Linked DNA regions of Homo sapiens: region 1 is linked to region 2. The links are chromatin contacts, found by Hi-C or POLR2A ChIA-PET in ENCODE. All regions are on one chromosome and are shown on one strand. Each heading gives the region's core, a stretch centred on a gene start or an enhancer-like site at or near the end of the contact. The rest is flanking DNA. Distances are from core to core; before and after follow the strand shown. Region 1 has its middle 20 kb from the start of RCC2. Region 2 overlaps PADI2 (peptidyl arginine deiminase 2).

Region 1 (3,595 bases), core at 938-3,437, 370 kb after region 2:
AATCGCTTGAACCCGGGAGGCGGAGGTTGCAGTGAGCCGAGATTGTGCCATTGCATTCCAGCCTGGGGGACAAGAGCAAGACTTCGTCTTTTTTTTTTTTTTTTTTTAGACAGAGTTTTTGCTCTTGTTGCCCAGGCTGGAGTGCAATGGCGCAATCTCGGCTCACTGCAACCTCCGCCTCCCGGGTTCAAGCGATTCTCCTGCCTCAGCCTCCCAAGTAGCTGGGACTACAGGCATGCACCACCATGCCTGGCTAATTTTTTGTATGTAGTAGAGATGGGGTTCCACCATGTTGGTCAGGCTCGTCTCGAACTCCTGACCTCAGGTGATCCACCCCCCTTGGCCTCCCAAAGTGCTGGGATTACAAGCGTGAGCTACCGCGCCCGGCCGAGACTTCGTCTGTTTTTTTTGTTTGTTTTTTTTTTTTTACTTTAAGTTTTAGGGTACATGTGCACAACGTGCAGGTTTGTTACATATGTATACATGTGCCATGATGGTGTGCTGCACCCATTAACTCATCATTTAGCATTAGGTATATCTCCTAATGCTATCCCTCCCCCTTCTCCCCAAGAGACTTCATCTTAAAAAAAAAAAAAAGAATCTGCCCTCTGCCCTTAAGGGGCTTTCATTCCAGTGGGCAGTGTCTATTACTTCAGACCCTCCACAAGACCTTTCACCATGTTCCTACCACCCAGCCATCCACCTTAGGATCCAGGCACTCCTGAATGTTAACTTTCCCCACACCAACCAAACATACACCCCAGAAAGAATGCCATCCCACGGCAAGGCTTCATGTCTAGAACCTATGCTCACCATCTGTCAGACTCCTATTCACCCTTCAAAGCCCTTTCCAAGGCTTCCCAGAAGCCTTCCCTGACTTACCAATAATGAGGATAGGGATGATGATATAGAGCAGGGATTATTGTTACAAACCTCAGTTCACAGAATGGAAAACTGAGGCCCAGAGAGGTAAAGTATCTAGTCCAAGGTTGAACTACTTTTTTTTTTTTTTTTTTTAAGAACAGAGGTAATGTAGGGTTTGAATGCAGGTCCTCCTGATATCAGAGTCAGCGATCTCAACCACACACACTACTGCTTCCATAACAGAAGAATATTTTCACACATCTGTGTTCCAAGTTTTGAATCTGGCCGGGCACAGTGGCTCATGTCTGTAATCCCAGCGCTTTGGGAGGCTGGGGCTGGCAGGTCAACTGAGGTCAGGAGTTCGAGAGCAGCCTGGACAACATGGTGAAACGCGGTCCCTGCTAAAAATACAACAATTAGCCTGGAGTGGTGGCTTGTGCCTGTATTCCCAGCTATTCGGGAGGCTGAGGTAGGAGAATCACTTGAATCCGAGAGGAAGAGATTGCAGTGAGCTGAGATCACGCCGCTGCACTCTAGCCTGGGCAACTGAGCAAGACTCCATCTCAGAAAGAAAAAAAAAAGTTTTGATTCCCTATCACATGCTTCATAAATTACAATGTCATGAAATCTTCATAACAGCCAAGTCTGGGTAATGGGTATAATACCTTGGGGCAGGTATTATTATTGTTATCATAGCTTTTTTTTTTTTTTTTGAGGTGGAGTTTCACTCTTGTCTCCCAGGCTGGAGGCTGGAGTGCAATGGCGTAATCTCGGCTCACGGCAACCTCTGCCTCCCGGGTTCACACTATTCTCCTGCCTCAGCCTCCCAAGTTGCTGGGATTACAGGCGTGGGTCACCATGCCTGGCTAATTTTTATTTTTCCGAGACAGTCTCGCTCTGTCGCCCAGGCTGGAGTGCAATGGTGCGATCTCAGCTCACTGCAACCTCCACCTCCCAGGTTCAAGAGATTCTCCTGCCTCAGCCTCCCCAGTAGCTGGGACCACAGGTGTGCGCCACCACGCCCAGCTACTTTTTGTATTTTTAGTAGAGATGGGGTTTCACCATGTTGACCAGGCTGGTCTTGAACTCCTGACCTCAGGTGATCCACCCGCCTCGGCCTCCCAAAGTGCTGGGCTGATAGGTGTGAGCCACTCTGCCCGGCCTGTTTTTACCATTGCTATTTTATACGTGCTCAGAGAGATGACCTAAGTTCCCAGAAGTGACACACGGGAAAGCGGCAGAGCTGGATTCAACCCAGGCTTGTGGAATCCCAGAGCCTATGCCCTTCCCTTCGCTGTGTCACATCTTCCTCTAAGGACCCAGTGAAACCCAAGTTCTCTGGGTGTGATTCACTCCCTGGAGTCCTCCGCCATCCAGAGGGTGGGTTCCGGAGTTGCCTCCTTCTCTGCATCCCAATTGGATTCCTCAGAGCCACCGCCTTCCTCCTGCCCAGCTCAGTGCAGGGTGCTCCGGCGCCTGGCATCTGAAGGATGTGCAGGCAGTGGCGTGATAGTGAGTGGGAGGAGGAGCCTCTGATCATCCACCAAGTTCAAACCTGCTTTTCCTGGCATGACCCTCAGCTAGGCAGCCCGGACTCTCCAGATGCCAGCCTGGCCATGCCAGGGGCCAAGGAGGATGCTTCAGGCAAAATCCCCACATGCAAGATGCTGGCTTCCCAGGGCTCCTCCAGGGTGGCAGGTGACAGGCATGTACGCTAGGGAGGGGACATCGGAGCTCTTCAGCCAAGCAACTCTGTTCGGAGAAAAAAGAAAAACCTTCAAGTCCTCGGGAGTGCCTCAAAGCAGAAACCTCAACCTGAAATACAGACCTCATTCAACCTGGCCGTGAATCCTTGCCACACCTTGCATTAGAGAAAGGCTCCTTTCCAAACCATTTCATGTGTGTGTTAAAAACCATTTCTGGGCGGGGCGCGGTGGCTCACGCCGGATCGCCTGAGGTCGGGAGTTCCAGACCAGCCTGGTCAGCATGGTGAAACCCCGTCTCTACTAAAAATACAAAAATTAGCTGGGCGTGGTGGCAGGTGCCTATAATCCCAGCTACTCAGGAAGCTGAGGCAGGAGAGTCGCTTGAACCCTGGAGGTGGAGATTGCAGTGAGCCGAGATCGCGCCACTGCACTCCAGCCTGGGTGACAACAGAGTGAGACTCCATCTCAAAAAAAAAAAAAAAAAAAAGAAAGAAAGAAAGAGAAAGAAGGCCAGGCGCAGTGGCTCATGCCTGTAATCCGAGCACTTTGGGAGGCTGAGGCGGGTGGATCACGAGGTCGGGAGATTGAGACCATCCTGGCTAACACGGTGAAACCCCGTCTCCACTAAAAATACAAAAAATTCTCCAGGCATGGTGGCGGGCGCCTGTAGTCCCAGCTACCCCGGAGGCTGAGGCAGGAGAATGGCGTGAGCCTGGGAGATGGAGCTTGCAGCAAGCCAAGATCGTGCCACTGCACTCCAGCCTGGGCGACAGAGTGAGACTCCATCTCAAAAAAAAAAAAAAAATGAAAGAAAGAAAAGTCTGAATCGATGACTAAACAAATCACAGGACTTTTCAGTAGTTAGTATTTTTTTTTTCAGGCTAGATTCCCCAAAGTAGAATTTCTGGGGTAAAGGGCGTGACTTTTTAAATTTTATTTATTTATTTATTTTAAGATGGCGTCTTGCCCTGTCGCCCAGCCTGGAGTTCAGTGGCACCATCTCGGCTCACTGCAACCTCCACCTC
Region 2 (3,654 bases), core at 59-2,558:
CAGCCTCAGCTTAGTGCTTTCAACGACAATGATAATGGTTAATGACCAGATGCTCAAGGGTTAGAACACATAAGCCGAATAGCCTGGCACAAACTAGGTGCTTGATTAAAACGTGAGAAATAAGTGGATGAACCGCGAAGCCAGGGCTTGGGATGGCTCCTCCTGTGGGACAATGTGCCGAAATAGACCCTGGTTATAAATCTCACTAAGGGTGCTTCCCTTAGTGGTTATGACTTCCAATGTCAGAGGGACCTTGGTTTAAATACTTCTCTGGCTTTACAAGCTATAAAACCTCAGGGAGCCGGGTGCAGTAGCTCACGCCTGTAATCCCAGCACTTTGGGATGCTGAGGCGGGCGAATCACGAGGTCAGGAGTTTGAGACAAGACTGGCCAACACAGTGAAACCCCGTCTCTACTAAAAATACAAAAATTAGCCGGACATGGTGGTGCGTGCCTGTAATCCTAGCTACTCGGGAGGCTGAGGCAGGAATATCACTTGAACCCAGGAGGCAGAGATTGTGGTGAGCCAAGATTGCACCACTGCACTCCAGCCTGGGCGACAGAGCGAGACTCCATCTCAAAAAAAAAAAAAAAAAAAAAAAAACCAAGCCTCAGAGAATTCACTTAACCTCCCTGAGCCTCAGTTTACTCATCTGTTAAGTGGGAGATAATGATACCCACGCCACAGGTTCAATGTAAATGACACAGGCTCAGTAACTTCAGTAACCTCAGTAACCATGGGTAACCATCAGTAACACTGCTTGGACCTGTATTACGAGGATGTGAAGGAGTTTTCATTGAATAGTTTCCAAACAGAAGGCAGGGAAACCACGTCCCACCTCATCCTCCCTTGGGAGGGAGGAGTCCAAGAAATGAGGTGGAAAAATTCAGATACTGAAAGTCCCAAAGAATAGAAAGTGAGGTCCTGCTCACCCAGAAACAATAGTGTGCACCCTGCAGCCCTGTCAGTCAGTAGTTTCAGATAGACTGGCATCATGAAAACATTTTCCTCCAGGCACTCGGGCCCTCCCATGCCCACAGGCCCCAGGCTGCACTTGAACTGATGCTCAGGGGACAGTCAGGCTTAGAAGCCAACTTGTCCTGGCAGAAGCCACACAGCCAAAGCTTTCCCAGGGCTCAGAGCACCTGGGGGGCTCCACCAAGGTCTGGGGTAGGAACAGGGATCTGGCCAGGGGTGGTGGGGCAGGTGGAGGACACGTTCTAGTCCGTCTGCCGGCAGCTTTCTCCCTCCCGATGTGGCCCGTGGCCTGTGATTCACAATGCACCTCTATTCTGGGCTGCTTTCTGACAGTTGGGGCCAGCTCCGGGCGGACTGATTTCTTGGTGGGAACAATTCAGCCATTGTCCCCAGGAGCCTCCTTACCCCGTCCTCCATCCCTGGCTCGGTGCAAACCCCACACTGAGCGTGGCCAGCTTTCTCTGCAGGAACCAACAATGCCGCTCTATTGAGTGGTCCTCGTGCCTTGGGCTGGGCCCACTGACCACCGTGACCTCTCTGCCCCAGGCATTGGCTGGCACGTGGTTTGCCTTAACCTTTCTAGCTACTTTGGAATGATTCCACTTCCCAGCGAGACTCCTTGATAGTGTGACCAGCTGATTTGGTTTCCCTAGGACTGAGGGGTTTCCTGGCATGAGGAGCCCTCAGTGCTAAAATAAGGAAAGTCCTGGGCAAACTGGATTACCATTTCCTTGTATAAAGAGGTAAGGCCCCAGTGCTTGGTGTTTTGGGCAGAATTTGAGGCTAAGGCCGTTACCAGGTCTTCCTAGGAGCACTGAAGCCTTCTGTCCACTCCAATCATTGTAACTAACAGTCATCATCATAATCTCAACAAAAGCCATAATTGCCATTTATGGAGAGCTTTCCAAAGGCCAGCTACTGCACTCAGTGCCTGACACACCTTCCTCATTAGATCCCCACCACGATCCGGGACACCCGGGACAGTCGGAACTCTTACTACTCCCATGCCACGTCAGAGATGAGCACCCCAAGGCTGGGGCTGGTGAGAAGACTTGCCTGGACCCAGAATTGTAGCTCCCTGACTCCAGCACTCCCTATAGGGGTCCTTCAGTCTCCAACCCAGCCCCCTGGCCTTGGGGAGAGCTGGTCTGACCCTACCAGGACACCTGACATTCGCTCATCCACAGGGGTGCCTGGAATTTGACATAACTCCAAAGTGTTTGCCTGGAAGAAAAAGAGACTGTGCTCCTGGTCAATTATCTGTCGTCCTTTGCTTGTGTGTGTGTGTGTGTGTGTGTGTGTGTGTGTGTGTCTAAGAGTTTTCACCCAGTGACCCAGTGTCAGCATTATTGGGAAACTGTCTCTTCTGGGTCCCCACTGTCTCAGTCGTGGCTGCTCCCCACAGGATGGGCAGCCCAAATAAGAGGCTCCAAGGGACGTTCTCAAAGCCCTTGTGGTAGTAGTTCCTCTTTTTTCTTGTCTGCTCAGGACCCATCTCAGATGGCAAGTGATGAGGAGGGATGAGATTATGGAACCAGACCAGTCCACTCCCTTTAGCAAAAAGAAGAAACTTCTAGATAATGTCCAGACATCATTATTTGCAACAGGTCTCGTGTCACGACACCAAGGTCAAGAGGCCGAGGTTGAGGTCCTGCTTGCATCCCTCCTGCTCCCACTGGTGATCCCATCCTCCATGACAACCCTGGCCTGGATGGTGTCAACATCAACATCTCCGGCCCCCTGCGGCAGCGGAGCCAGCCTGACTCTGGGCACATTCCAACCTGTGTGAGGTCACTGCTTGGAGCCCAGGGTGGATCAGAAGGAAGACTGGTATTGGGTGGCTGCTGGCCACTGCCATCCTGGCTAAATATCTCCCTGATGTGAGGGTCCAGGGTCCCTACTCACCTCATGGTGAATGCCCTGGATCTAGTAGGCCTGTCTAGAGGTGGGTTCGGGGCTGGGCCAGAGATCCTGGCCCCCCTAGGCAGCTGGGCATGCAGAAGCCTCCTCCCGCCACCCCACGACCCGCCTTGTACCATGGCAAATTGCAATGCCGACTATTTTGCTGAGGGAGTTTTTAAAACACATACATCATTATTATGACAGTCCCTTGCATAAAACCCTCTAATGGCATTCCATTGCACTCAGAAGAAAATCCAAACCCAGTCTGCATGCTCTGGCCCCTGGCCGAGCTGACTGACCTTGACTCCCAGCCCTGCTCTGGGCTTCCATCTGCTCTTCCCACACTCTAAACTGGTCTCCTCCTCCAGGCTTTGCAGATGCTGTTGCCTCTGCTTAGAACACTCTTCCCTCAGCTCACGAGTGGCTGGTTCCTTCTTATTGTTCATCTGAGTCTCAGCTCAGATGTCACCTCCTCAGAGAGGCCTTTTCAGAGGCACCCATCTAGTGGTGCCTCTGCCCTGCCATTCTCCTCACTTATTCTATTTCATTTCCTCCAATTGTGGTACTGATTATGTCTCTCTTGCTAGACTGGCGGCTCCTTGAGGGCAGGGTGTGATTGTTGTGTTTACTGCAGAGATCTCAAAGCTGAGAACAGGGCCTGGCACCAAAGGGCTCAACACATATCCACAGACAGGGTGAGGCAGAGCCGGCAGCTACGAGGACTAGCTCCAGGGCAGGAGCCCGTGCCCTACACAGTGGGGGCCCAGGACATC

Evidence for each region. A loop is a pair of places that touch in the nucleus more often than their neighbours do. ChIA-PET counts read pairs that join two places held with the same protein, here RNA polymerase II (POLR2A).
Region 1: a map of posterior vena cava shows a loop between it and region 2 (4-fold over the local background). The contact joins two enhancer-like sites. A Hi-C loop is called at or near these places in 1 of 168 maps with a recorded cell type or tissue (posterior vena cava). POLR2A ChIA-PET finds 5 or more read pairs at or near these places in 2 of 52 experiments (RWPE1 and activated CD8-positive, alpha-beta T cell).

Annotation. Positions count from the first base shown.
Region 1 is chr1:17,458,169-17,461,763 of GRCh38, forward strand. No RefSeq gene overlaps it. Among named protein-coding and RNA genes, the nearest start is that of RCC2, 20 kb to the left of the region's middle. RefSeq lists an enhancer at 1,949-2,756. Within about 2 kb of position 2,188, at least 2 of the 41 ENCODE cell types and tissues checked have a DNase peak (open chromatin) inside an H3K27ac peak, as active enhancers do.
Region 2 is chr1:17,088,328-17,091,981 of GRCh38, forward strand. The region is part of intron 6 of PADI2 (peptidyl arginine deiminase 2); the gene reads right to left. Among named protein-coding and RNA genes, the nearest start is that of PADI2, 29 kb to the right of the region's middle. Within about 2 kb of position 1,309, at least 2 of the 41 ENCODE cell types and tissues checked have a DNase peak (open chromatin) inside an H3K27ac peak, as active enhancers do.